Regions from separate parts of the Homo sapiens genome. Here regions 1, 2 and 4 are each linked to region 3. The links are chromatin contacts, found by Hi-C or POLR2A ChIA-PET in ENCODE. All regions are on one chromosome and are shown on one strand. Each heading gives the region's core, a stretch centred on a gene start or an enhancer-like site at or near the end of the contact. The rest is flanking DNA. Distances are from core to core; before and after follow the strand shown. Region 1 overlaps RHBDD1 (rhomboid domain containing 1). Region 2 overlaps IRS1 (insulin receptor substrate 1). Region 3 overlaps CUL3 (cullin 3). Region 4 holds the start of RHBDD1 (rhomboid domain containing 1).

Region 1 (3,274 bases), core at 174-2,673, 2.4 Mb after region 3:
TGCCGTGGCTCAGCAAGCACCCTGAGCTGAACATCTAGTGGTTTTAACTTACCTCCTGTTGGTCTTGGTGAAACGGTCCTGGCACACTTGAGCCATTTACTCAACATATCCTTGAGTGCCTCTCATGTGCCTGGCCCTGTCCTGGGTGTTTGGAATACATATGTAAAAGCCACATAAAGGCTATGTTCTTGGAGTCTCCATCAGGCTCTTTCATAACTTTCAGTTTCCCACCTTCTGGAATGAGAGGTCACTATTCCAGGCTGTGGGAATGCGTTCATTTGCTTGGCTTTTTTTTTTTTTTAAGCTTCTAATTTTGTATAATGTATGAATGAGACACCATTGCTGCCCTCAGGGAGTTTGTGTGTGACAGAGAGAGACGGACAGGCAGGCAGACGTGTAAGTACTGTGCCACCAGCAGACTGGCTTCGTGCCAGAATAAGGTAGGAGCCTCAGCTCTGAGGGGAGGCAGGAGAAGGAAAGAACGGCTCTTCAACTGGGGTGGCATTTTTTGACAGAGGTGCTGTTTGGCTTAGCCTATGGTCAGAGAGTGCTTGGGGGATGTGACAGTGGGGCATGTGGGAATGGAGGTAGTAGACGATGAGGTCTCCACCCTCTGACTTTGCAGAGATGGGCAAGGCCAAGTGTTGGAAGGGCTTAAACACACACCGGAGTATTCTGTGAGAACCAGTGGATTTCAGAGGATGGCAATGACACCACTTGCCTTCTGCCTCAGGAGGATAACTGATGGCCGTGTGTGGGATGCACTGGAGAGCAAGAGCTGGCTTGCAGGGAGACCAGCTGGATGATTTTCTTTCATTTATTTTATTCATTCAACACACATTCATCTGGGGTTCACTCTGTGCCCAACACTGGGCATTTCCAAATAGTCCAGATGGCAGTAAGCATGGTTGTGGCAGTAGGAATGGGAAGGCTGGGAGGGGTATGAGAGGCATTACAAACGGGAAGTGGGAGTGGCACCCCAGAAAAGTCTAGTTTAAGGTGCTAGTGGATGTGTGCATGTGTGCGCGGGGGTGTCTAGAGGGTGGCGGGCAGCTGGAAATTGAGGTCAAGTGCTTAAAGAACAACTCGTTGTGTAGGACCCCCCCCTTTGTGGTAACAGCAGAGGTTTTTGAGAATCGCCAGTAATTTCTTAAACTCAGGCTGGTTGGGAGGTCATTCAGCCAGGGAACTCCACAAAGAGTGTTGCCACTTGGGTCAAAGTAGACCTCTGAAAATAAATCTTACAAGTAATTGCTGGTTTTAGATGCCAGTTTAAGAAGAGTTAAACCACTGTCATGCCCTAACGCAAACACTTTCATGCCCTAACTCATCTTTCAAGTTTGAAATTTAAATGTATGTTTCTTTGTTCTGAGTGACTGAAACATACACATGAAGACAACTTTGGTGGATGCAGGTGGGCATCTCAGTTCCTTTTGCTGAGTTTCACTTGCTCTCTGCTTCACTCATCCATGGTGTAGAAAACTGCAGCAGTCTGCCCTGCCATAACACAGATAGACATCATCCCTCACAATGGCTGGATAATTCCAGATTTAATGCCAAACAGAGAAAACTGATTTTATTTATGTTTTGTGATAAGAGGTACAGAAAAAAAACGGAAAGCGATGTAATGACTTGTCTTGACCAAATGCTTCCACTGCTCTGGAGGAGACAACCCACTTCCCCTGGTTAAGGAGGGGTGTTGCGTTTTAAACATGTGGTGGTTGTTATTCATTGTACTTTTTTTTAAGGTAGGAGATGTTGTTCTTTGGACTGAGTTAAATGCTGCTTAGCATAAAAGACTTGATGTGGAACAAAGCCTGCAGACTGTGACTATTTGACATGCACTGGGCTAATGAGAAGACAGAATGTCTCTAATCAGCAGCAGAACAAACACTCACAAAGGGTCTCCTTCCCTCCTAGGACTTCCTTCGCTGGGCATCTGGCTGGGATTCTTGTTGGACTAATGTACACTCAAGGGCCTCTGAAGAAAATCATGGAAGCATGTGCAGGTACAGAATAAAACACCTTTGGCATGACAACAGCTTGGAAGTTCATGTTAATTTTAATGTGAACAGAAGCAACCCCAAGTTTCCCTGTGGTTCAGCTCAAGAATTCCCTAATATGCCTGTTTTTCTTTTTAAACCGAAAGGTAAAACAACCAGTGCAGTTCCTTACATTGCTCCACAAAAGAGGCTGCAAACTTAAATTTCGAATCTGATACTTTCTTAGGGGACAAATATCAGTATATATTTATACCCTCAACCTTAATGCTACCCGCAGAAAACCACGATTTCCTAAAGAATGCAGAGAACTAAAGTGCCTTTAAAATAATGCATTCTTCTATAATAGTCCATGAATTAATATACGTGCAAGGCAAAGGTGAAAAAGAAAACAAAGCCTGGACTGAAGTGCATGGCCAGTATTTTAAAGAATTCAGACTGATGACCGGGTCCTTGGTGGATGAGCCATATATTCATGCATGGCGAAACCAAGTCTGTTATTGCTTGAAGCTTAGCTCCTGCTTTTTTTAATTTTGTTTTTCCCTTCAAATTGATACTCAATGAAAATATTTCATTTAGAAATACTTGTATTTTTTAGACCTCTTAATTTTCAATGCGATTCTCATTTTGACTTGTAAGAAAACTGGTTTGCAAACACTTGTTTTATAGACTGAGTTCCACTATTTCATCTTTTATTCATGGGAAGTCTTCTGAGACTATTTTACCTTTTCTTGAACCATAAATAATTTGTTTCACAGTTTGTGCTGATGACTGGTATTCTTGAGAACCATATAATATTCATGATAGTAGAAAGCTTTCCAGGCACTGCACTGGCACCTTTATTAGCAGGTCGTGTTCACTTTTGGTTGATTTTTACAGGCTGTGTTGCATTTAAGCAGATCCTCATTTTCCCACGTTTGCTTATTAATGTGTTTCCACTGTACGTACTTAGAGGAGGCAGTGGGAGCTTCATTTATTGAAAATGTCCAGTTTTATTGTATTTTCAATACAATTTAATACTCATTAGTACTGATAAAAGAGATGATTCTCGGGAGTTTAATGTCTTGTTTCTTTTTTCTGTGTCTCATGATGAAGCGGTTAGTAAAGCTTTTTGCAGACATGTTATGAAATTTAAGCAAGTGCTTTGTTTAATTTTTAAAGAGGATTTTCCCCTAATTATAATATTTAAACTCTTAGTTTTAAAAGCCTTAAAAAATAAGTGGTGACTTATTTCTACACCACTCCATTTTCAAAGTAATAAATACAATAGCAAA
Region 2 (3,176 bases), core at 644-3,143, 2.2 Mb after region 3:
TCAGGACAGTCCAGGTTCAAATAATCAGTGACCGGCAAGGAAACAGAAGCTGCTGCAAGACTGCCCGGAGTGTCTTCAGAAAGCAATTAGATCTATGGAAGACTAGACCAAGGCAATGCAGGCCTGCAGCACCCCAAGGAACCACAGAGCCATTTCGAGGCTGTCCTTCCAGCCAACCAGACATGGATGGAAGATCTAGACATGCAGATGTTGTTTTAGGTTTCCGACGCGTTTCATGGGAGGCTTAGAAACTTAACTTTCACTTGAAAAGCAACAACTTATCAACCCATCATTATAACCTCAAAGTTGTTTAACAAAGCTATTGTTTTAGTAGGAATGAGGCAGATAACAGGGAAGGACTACTCTTGTCGTTATCTCTAGAAAACTTTCTATTTATGACTCCAGAAAAACAGGTGCATATAAAAATTAGTCATAAGCCAATGGAATGGAGTCTTCCAACTTTTCTGAATTTATCGGTCCATTCACTGATCACAAGTATACATTCATCTTAGTTGAGACATATCAGCCATTGATCGCCTTACTGCCATATAAAGTATGGCCGTTCAAGTCTTACAAAATGTAGCCTCCCAGTTTCACTGCTCTCCTGTCTGGTAAGCAGTGGAGGCACTAGGAAATCTACTCCTCTCCCAGAAAGGATATAGGAGGTTGAAAAAAAAAGAGCAGTAATAAAGTCCTAGCAGTCATGAATGCATTTTGAAAACTTTATGACTAGGGTTGACTATGTCATAGATACAGGCAATTGATTACCAGTGTTCAGAAAGTATTTTCAAGCAGGGCTAATAATCAAACACTCCACATATGAAAGAGAAAACTTCATTTAACAAGCTACCTTTTAAAGCCTTTAATTATTCTAATAAATTATGATTTTCCCCTCAAACATGTGTGAATTGCTGAATGGCATCTTGCCCAATAGAATTTTTCAAAAGAAACTTCAAAAACAATAAAACTAAATATGAGTGTGGTCTACTTAGCTTCTTTGATAAATTTAGTATGATACATTGTTCATAAACTCCTCCACCCTGCCTAATTTTTCCTAAGAGTACTTACCACTATCTGAATTAACTTGATCTGTTTAGTGCCTATTTCTCCCTCTAGAACATAAGCTCAGAAGTGTGGAAACGAAGTCTTATTCCTAGCCCTATTCCCAGCAAATAGTAAAGCCAAAATAGTGAATGGCTTTACAAATATTTGAGGATCAAATGAATGAACAATGACATCTATAACATACAGTCTTTGGACACATATATATGTGAATATGCAACATATATGTACAACATGTTGTATATAAAGATACAAAACAGACAAAGCATTTTACACATGTACAACCTGATGTAGTATAGCATGGGAGAAAACATTAACCTGGAGATAGAATATCAGGGTTTTTATTTTTGTTTTTGTTTGCTAACTCTACCATGTAACAGCTGTATCATCTTAACCAAGTTACTTACACTGTATGGTCCTGAGTCTATTTGTCTGTAGAAAGAACATTCTGAGCTTTATTATCTTTAGGGATACTTTTAACTCGAATATTTTTCTCAATAAACTGGACTCTTTGGAAGGCTGAGGTGGGAGGATCTCTTGAGCACAAGAGTTTGGGGTAAGCTATGATGATGCCACAGCACTCCAGCCTGGGCATCAGAGTGAGACCCTCTCTCTTTAAAGTTCATGTATATATATATAACTTTTGGAGCATGAGAACTAGCTAGATCCTGTCACTGTCAGTGACGGAAGAACGTTGGTAGTGTGGGCTGTGTTGTTTGTGATTTTAAAGGTTACCCTATTTTTATGGGAGGGAGTGGTATATGTAAATATGAGCACATTCTTGGTCCTGACTGTGTTTATCAAGGTCAGAAGGTGTTGGGGAAGGATGACGGTGATAGGGCATGGCATGGCTGCTGAGGAGTTTATAGCTGGGTCCCCTTTCCTGTTCCCAAGCACATGGTATCAGCCGGCTGTCCGGTGGCTCAGTAGGCTCACTGTGTTCCAAAATTACTTCAGAGCATTCGGCTCCACCACTCAAGGAAAAGCAAAATAGAAAATGAGGAGAGGAACAAAGGAGTAGGTTGGAGGAAGGGTGAAATTCATAGGACAGTTTTACAGAGAGCCATGAACCACAGTTAGTTACTGATTTATAATTACCCAGAGGCCAGGAGTTAGAATTTTAGTAGTTTCGTTATTTTGCTTTCCTTACAGCATGGATTATGTAAATTGTTGTATATATGTCTCTTGAATATATATAATACATATTTAAACATACATATAATATACTTAAACATCTATATATATGTTTATATACATATATAAATCCATCTCTTTAAGATGCTCATGCCTTCTGCCTGGCACAGCACACAGCACTGGATCTCTCTGTCAAAGAGTGCTGAGACTCAAGAGTAGAGTCAAGAATTCTACAGAAGAAAACATTCAGCACTCCCCAGTCATACTTTTATTTTCAAGTTTTTATATATAATTAAATCCACAGGAACTATAAAATGCATGTACCTAGCTCCTTTTAAAGTTTAATAAATATATTTCAGCCATTAATCCTGATTTATACTTACAGCTTGTAACATAATTTAGCCCACATGTAGAACTTTGCTTTTTCTATGCCAAGCTAATAAATGCAACCCAGTTTCCTAGAATTTAACAGTACACCATACTCATACTTCATAAAATAAATATCTGAACAAGAGACTCAACACTGTTGTATCTTTTCAGGCACTCAATCTTGATATACTCTTACAGCCAAGAAATCTAGGAAGCTGGCTGAGTTCAAAAAATATTTTTAATAAGGAAGGAACAAAAACCAAAAGCACCCCTATGTTCTAAGGGTGAAAGGGGCGTTGGTGGGATATAACTCAAACCATGACAAACTCTGTGTATGAGAGGCAATTCACAGCTTACAATTTTACTTTCATATGTTATTTCATTTGATCCACAAAACAACATTATAAGACAGACTGGGGCAATATTACTATCTCCAATTTTGTGAACCAGAAAATCAGGTCAAGGAATGACAGTTCCCAGGAGGTGGCAGAATCGGGAATAAAATTCACATCTCCTCTTTTCTTGTCCATGATGGTTCTATACTTTCATTTGATCTTTCACTTATAATAGTCAACCTAGTCTTGCACTAAAACAAATACAGAATCAATACT
Region 3 (2,830 bases), core at 158-2,657:
GTCACTTATCTACTAAAGAGACCTTAGCAGAGATAGAAAGTTGGTGGCTTTTTCTACTTGCCTTTTTAAAGCCAAAAACAGGCATTTTAAATATAAAATGTTCTGAAAAACATGTTCGAAAGCCTAATGTGAGTCAAGCATTATGTTTACATAAAGGGATGTGAGTTTCATCACCACAGAGATAAACCACATTTTAAATCTCTATTTACAGTTCTCTCTCAAGGGTTGCTATTCCTTGGCCAAGCAGGCCTGCAATGAGCAAAAACTTTCACAAGCTAGGTGGACCTGTGGTGAGAGACAGGAGCCAATGGTGGGGACCCACCTCATGCCCCCCTTTTCACAGCTGGTTCTGCATCTGACTTCATCCATACAGTAAGCTTGATAAACCAACTTCATTTGTAACATAAGCACTTCATTTGTAACATAACATCTATCTCACAATGCTATTCCACTCATTTCCACTTCTAGTCCTGAAAATAAATAGCTTTTAAGACCAACTTCCCTGCCAACAACTATAAAGGCTGGATAAAAAAATACAAAAGCACCACCAGTTTTAAAACATCAACTAGGACAGGCAGGTCTCCAGGAGTTGGACTGGAGAGAGATGGAGTCTTTCTAAGCCACAAGAAAAGGAAAGCTCAACCAGGTGACCTCCATGGAAAACTCCTGCAAATGCTTACTCAAGACCTAGGGCTCTTTGCATGCCCAGAAGACACGAGGACACCAACAAACAAAATGCTTGGCCCTACAAGACCACAGATATTACTACTTCCACCATCTTGGCAAAGATGTGCCTCTTCCTCTTCACCCTACCAACATATCTAAATAGTTAAATGATGTATAAGAAATCAAATTCAGCACATAAAAGTATGCTCAAAGGTGTCAAGACACACAATGCAAAAATACAGTTCCTATTGAAGCTAAACCTATGCAAAGTCAAGGGGTGTCTCTTAAAGTGCGCTAAATAGTTTCATTACTCAGGGAGTGGCATTACAAACAAATCAAATAAAAAGTTAAAATAAAAACAAATGTGAAAATTAAGTCCAAAAAACAACTTAACTCTTACTACTTAATTTACCTGCAAGAAAAAGTTTAGTAAATATTTTTAATAGTCATTATGTTACAGAAAAGCAAGCTAGGATAAATGGGTTCTAGGCAAAATCAATGGTGCACCCAAGGAAAGAAACAACTTAAAAATTGTTATTTTATCATTCCTATCTAATGTTTCATTTGTAACTATGAGTAAACAGGTGTTTGAGAACAAATTCTAAAACTAACCTTTGGGTCACATTCAACTCTGAAAGCTTAGTATAAATATAAATACAAAAGTCCTCTGGTTCTATTACAAAGTTTAAGGGAGCTTTTAATAACATGTTTGCTTTAAAGTCCAGTAGTTTCATACTTCTTTTTTTTTTTTTTTGAGACAGAGTCTCGCTCTGTTGCCCAGGCTGGAGTGCAGTGGCACGATCTCGGTTCACTGCAACTTCCGCCTCCCAGGTTCAAGTGATCCTCCTGCCTCAGCCCCGCTAGTAGCTGGGATTACAGGTATGTGCCACCATGCCCGGCTAATTTTTGTATTTTCAGTAGAGTTGGGGTTTCACCATGTTGGGCCAGGCTGGTCTCTAACTCCTGACCCGCCTCGGCCTCTCAAAGTAGTTCAGTACTTTTACTACTACTCCTAATAGACCAAGGATAGTTATTTATTAGTACTTATTCATCTATCCTCTGCCTGGTCCCACATATGGCCAGCAGTAGCTATTTATTTAGGAAAAAAAAAAAAGGTTTAACAATGTGTGAATTGCTGTGAAAGTTGGTCTTTTAAGCTAACTGTCAAGCTGGTTAATCAAACTCTTAAATAGTTCTTCTTTCAGTTTCTTATCCTCATACTAAGAACATCTGTAACTGTTTTTGTCTACTACTGTAAAAGAGAATACGAAAAGACAAATGTAAACAGGGTTAAAAAAATCTTTATAAATATTAAATACTTATTCTGCTAGTAAGCTAGAGATAAACCCTGAAAAGTTAAACTCACATTTAAAATTAAAAAAAAAAAAAAAAGAGGCAAATAACTCTATGACAAGTCTGTCAGAACATGTTAGAACTTGCCTTACCAAATTTAATCACTAAGGTAATCCTCTATTAACAAGTAATAAAATATTTTCAGAGTTCACTTTCAAATCATGAAATAAATACAGATTTAAAAAGGTTTAACACAATGAAGACAGAAATAGAAAAATTTTAAATGAGCAGAAAAGTAGTAAAAAGTTTCTACTGCAGAATCATAGTGGGGGAAAAAAAGTCTAATTATAATTAGATCGAAGTTTAAAGAACTTTCTCAATACTTTCCATGATACCAGTAACTGACTACACTTCTAAAACAGCACCAGTAACATATGAATTAGTAAATTGTACAGATAAACATTTCTAGATATAAAAATATTACTGATAAATTTGGTAGAGAAGCATATGATATGGTGTCAAAAAACCTGGTGGACTTAGCCACTACTAAAAAGCTCAGAGTTTCCACCACAGTAAAAATTTTCTTAAAATCTTTCTTGGGAGGCCGAGGCGGGCGGATCATGAGGTCAGGAGATCGAGACCATCCTGGCTAACACAGTGAAACCCCATCTCTACTAAAAAATACAAAAAAATTAGCCAGGCGTGGTGGCGGGAGCCTGTAGCCCAGCTACTTGGGAGGCTGAGGCAGGAGAATGATATGAACCCGGGAGGCGGAGCTTGCAGTGAGTCAAGATCCTGCCACTGCACTCCAGCCTGGGTGACAGCGTGAGACACCGTCTCAAAAAAACAATCCTTCTCAGGGGTCTGAAAA
Region 4 (2,871 bases), core at 38-2,537, 2.3 Mb after region 3:
ATTCCATACCAAATAGTAAGATTTTTTTTTTTTGAGATAGAGTCATGCTCTGTCGCCCAGGCTGGAGTGCATGGACGCGATCTCACTGCAACCTCTGCCTCCCGGGTTCAAGGATTCCCCTGCCTCAGCCTCCCGAGTAGCCGGGATTACAGGCGCCCGCAACCATGCCTGGCTAATTTTTGTATTTTTAGTAGAGACAGGGTTTCGCCATGTTGGCCAGGCTGGTTTTGAATTCCTGACCTCCGGTGATCCGCCCGCCTTAGCCTCCCAAAGTGCTGGGATTACAGGCGTGGGCCACCGCGCCAGGCCTGTTGTTGTTTTTTAAATAGAGACAAGGTCTCACTATGTTGTCCAGGCTGGTCTCAAACTCCTGAGCTCAAGCGATCCTCCTGCCTCGACCTCCCAAAGTGCGGGGATTACAGGCGTGAGTTACCGCGCCCGGCTGTAAGATAGTTTTTTCATATCCTATTAAATATATATAGCATTGCAACATTTAACTTAGCCTAACTCCTACAGCTAAACATAAAACTTGCTCCCGAGTAGCAAACAATTAAAATGGTATCAAATTATGTATTAATCGAAATTCTATTAACTGAAATATGAAACACCTAAAGCCCTCAAAATGGGCAAACGTTGCGTGGTGCAGTCCCAGACCCAAGCTTCTGGGAGTGAAAGGTGCACCCGCGACCTTGCCTTGCTGGCTGGCTCTGGGACTCTGCGATAAGCCGCCCTCCGGTTGTCTGCGATAGCTCCTGAAGCAGGAGAGTGTCTTTCCCACCCTCCGCCTAACAGGCGGTATCTGACCCTTCCAGGCAGCAGCTCCCCAGCCTCCGGCTGCGCTGGGGCCCGGAAGGACGAAGCTTCCCGGCAGAGAACCTGGGCAGAGGCGTCCGTTGGGTAGGCGGCCGCGACCCGCTCGCTGCTTCTCCCCTAGTCTTCGGGTCCCTTGAACGCAGGTCGCTTGTTTGCCTTACGCGTAGTCAGCGGCCAGTGGCTATTTATGGCAGTAAGGAATATTATCCACATTTCACATGGAGCTTAGAGGACAGGGCGAGGGTCCACACTCTCCTTACTGCGCTCTGCCGCGGTCCTGCCCCGCTGTGCCCTCGCGGCCCCCTTAGAGCCACTGCCGGCGCACGCGGTCTGCAGACAGCAGAGCGCGGGCGCGCACAACTAAGCATGCGCCGCGGCCGAGCCGTCCGCTTTAAGGCCCTCCCCTCCCGCACCCGGCCCCAGGAACCCGGGGCGCCCCGGATCGGGAACGTGCGTGATGACGCACGTGCGCGCGAAGACGTGGGGACGCAGGCGGGTCGTAGAGAGCGTGAGTTTCCGCGTCTGTTTGGTCCGGCTGCTGTCGTTGGTTGTGAGCGGCATCTCTCGCCGTTTCCCCGGGCTGCGGGAGCTGGCGGCCGGGCTGGGGCTGCTGGGCGGAGGTCGGCGCCTCCCGGGGGGCTAGGGCGAGGGAGGCATGGCGGGGCTGGAGGCACAGCCTCCCCGTCCGGGGCAAGTCCGAGAGCGGGGAGGGCGTTTCCTGGGGTAACTCCACCTGGGGTCTTGTCGAAGTTGCCGCATCTCCGCCGGACCGCACGGGAACGACGTGCCCACACTCGGAGGAAGGGGTTGGCGCTGAGCGAGTTTAAAGGGTTCCTTTTGAAAGCAGGAAGTTTGAAGTGACGTTGCATCAGCAACAGAGCATGCAGTTTCAGGTGCTCTCGGGACAGCTTTCAGTTTCTCAGAACAAGTCTAAGCCTCACCGCAGTAATAACTTTTATTAGAGGACAAAAAATCCGCCAAAGTAAACCCTTTCTGTCCAACCCCTAAAAACCTTTGGATAAACGTTTACAAGAAACGGATCACAGCCTTATTTGTTTTTCTAAACTGAGCATAAACTCTTTTGAAGACTCAGCGTTACTGTCAAAATGAATGAGTGCCTGCCTAGTTATGATTCAATTATCGAGGTGTTTGGGTCTCTGCAGTACACTCAGTGACTCCCAGGCTTTTCTTTTTTCTCTTTGAAATTGCTTATTAGAAGGCTTTATCTAATTTCTCACAGTTGTGTGTCTTTTTGAGGTAGTTCTAATAAACTTTAAAGGCTTCTGGTTTGCTGCAGGCCTGCCGTCGCTGTGGAAAGCAAGTATTCTTTCAAAGAAGAATAGAAGTGCATTGGTTTCTAAATAATCCCAGGACGCTAGGATCAGCATCACTTGGGAACTTCTTGGAAATGCACATTTTGGGGTCTTATCCCAAACTTACTGAATCAGAAATATATTTTAACAAGCCTTCCAGTTGATACCAATGCACCTGGACGCTAAAGTTTGAGAATTAATGGCGTAGTGATAACACCCATTGTGGAATCACATATAATGGAATTTGAATTGAAGTAATTCCTAGATGGAAAAACTTGGACATGTTACCTCACAGGGCTGGAATATGAAGATGCAAGAAAAATGTTTAACACAAAACACATAGAAAACCCTCAAAGATGTTATTAAGTAACTTATTAGAACTGCATAAAATAAGTACATAGTTTGTGCTGGAAGGATTCTTCAGCGGGGTAGATATGAGCTGTAGCGCATGGATATTGGGACTGCTGCTTAGAGGGTATTTTGTTTACCTCGGGATTCTCAATTCTGTGTAGTCAAGGTTGTTGGATGCAGGATATTCAGTTAAAAGTTAAAGCAGTGCATACTAATGCTATTGTGGTTGTAGGATTTTTAAGAATAGCATTAGTATTTATGTTGAAGAGTAGTTTTTAATTCTTTGGCCTTCTGATCTCTTCAGCTTTGTTTGGAGACAGTCTCTTTCTGCCACCCAGGCTGGAGTGCAATGGTGCAATCTTGGATCACTGTAACCGCTGCCTCCAGGGTTCAA

Evidence for each region. Hi-C counts contacts between places; a loop is a spot of excess contacts on that map. ChIA-PET counts read pairs that join two places held with the same protein, here RNA polymerase II (POLR2A). Pooled maps may share reads with other maps.
Region 1: a map of OCI-LY7 shows a loop between it and region 3 (15-fold over the local background). The contact joins two enhancer-like sites. A Hi-C loop is called at or near these places in 1 of 168 maps with a recorded cell type or tissue (OCI-LY7), 2 of 37 single-sample maps with no recorded cell type and 5 of 50 pooled maps. POLR2A ChIA-PET finds 5 or more read pairs at or near these places in 2 of 52 experiments (OCI-LY7 and activated B cell).
Region 2: a loop to region 3 is called in a map with no recorded cell type, with 13 times the contacts of the local background. The contact joins two enhancer-like sites. A Hi-C loop is called at or near these places in 3 of 37 single-sample maps with no recorded cell type and 4 of 50 pooled maps. POLR2A ChIA-PET finds 5 or more read pairs at or near these places in 1 of 52 experiments (T-cell).
Region 4: a pooled map shows a loop between it and region 3 (20-fold over the local background). The contact joins the promoter of RHBDD1 here to the enhancer-like site in region 3. A Hi-C loop is called at or near these places in 5 of 37 single-sample maps with no recorded cell type and 10 of 50 pooled maps. POLR2A ChIA-PET finds 5 or more read pairs at or near these places in 1 of 52 experiments (OCI-LY7).

The regions. Positions count from the first base shown.
Region 1 is chr2:226,904,873-226,908,146 of GRCh38, forward strand. It overlaps RHBDD1 (rhomboid domain containing 1), which reads left to right. Exons shown (of 9, transcript NM_001167608.3): 6 at 1,921-2,009. Among named protein-coding and RNA genes, the nearest start is that of RHBDD1, 70 kb to the left of the region's middle. RefSeq lists a silencer at 1-124. Within about 2 kb of position 1,424, at least 3 of the 41 ENCODE cell types and tissues checked have a DNase peak (open chromatin) inside an H3K27ac peak, as active enhancers do; they include OCI-LY7, where a contact is called at or near this core.
Region 2 is chr2:226,769,343-226,772,518 of GRCh38, forward strand. All of the region lies in intron 1 of IRS1 (insulin receptor substrate 1), which reads right to left. Among named protein-coding and RNA genes, the nearest start is that of IRS1, 29 kb to the right of the region's middle. Within about 2 kb of position 1,894, at least 8 of the 41 ENCODE cell types and tissues checked have a DNase peak (open chromatin) inside an H3K27ac peak, as active enhancers do.
Region 3 is chr2:224,520,029-224,522,858 of GRCh38, forward strand. The region is part of intron 3 of CUL3 (cullin 3); the gene reads right to left. Among named protein-coding and RNA genes, the nearest start is that of CUL3, 64 kb to the right of the region's middle. RefSeq lists a silencer at 1,630-1,699. Within about 2 kb of position 1,408, at least 5 of the 41 ENCODE cell types and tissues checked have a DNase peak (open chromatin) inside an H3K27ac peak, as active enhancers do; they include OCI-LY7, where a contact is called at or near this core.
Region 4 is chr2:226,834,767-226,837,637 of GRCh38, forward strand. It overlaps RHBDD1 (rhomboid domain containing 1), which reads left to right and starts at 1,288. Exons shown (of 9, transcript NM_001167608.3): 1 at 1,288-1,321. RefSeq lists enhancers at 607-901, 741-810, 1,651-1,800 and a silencer at 1,071-1,600.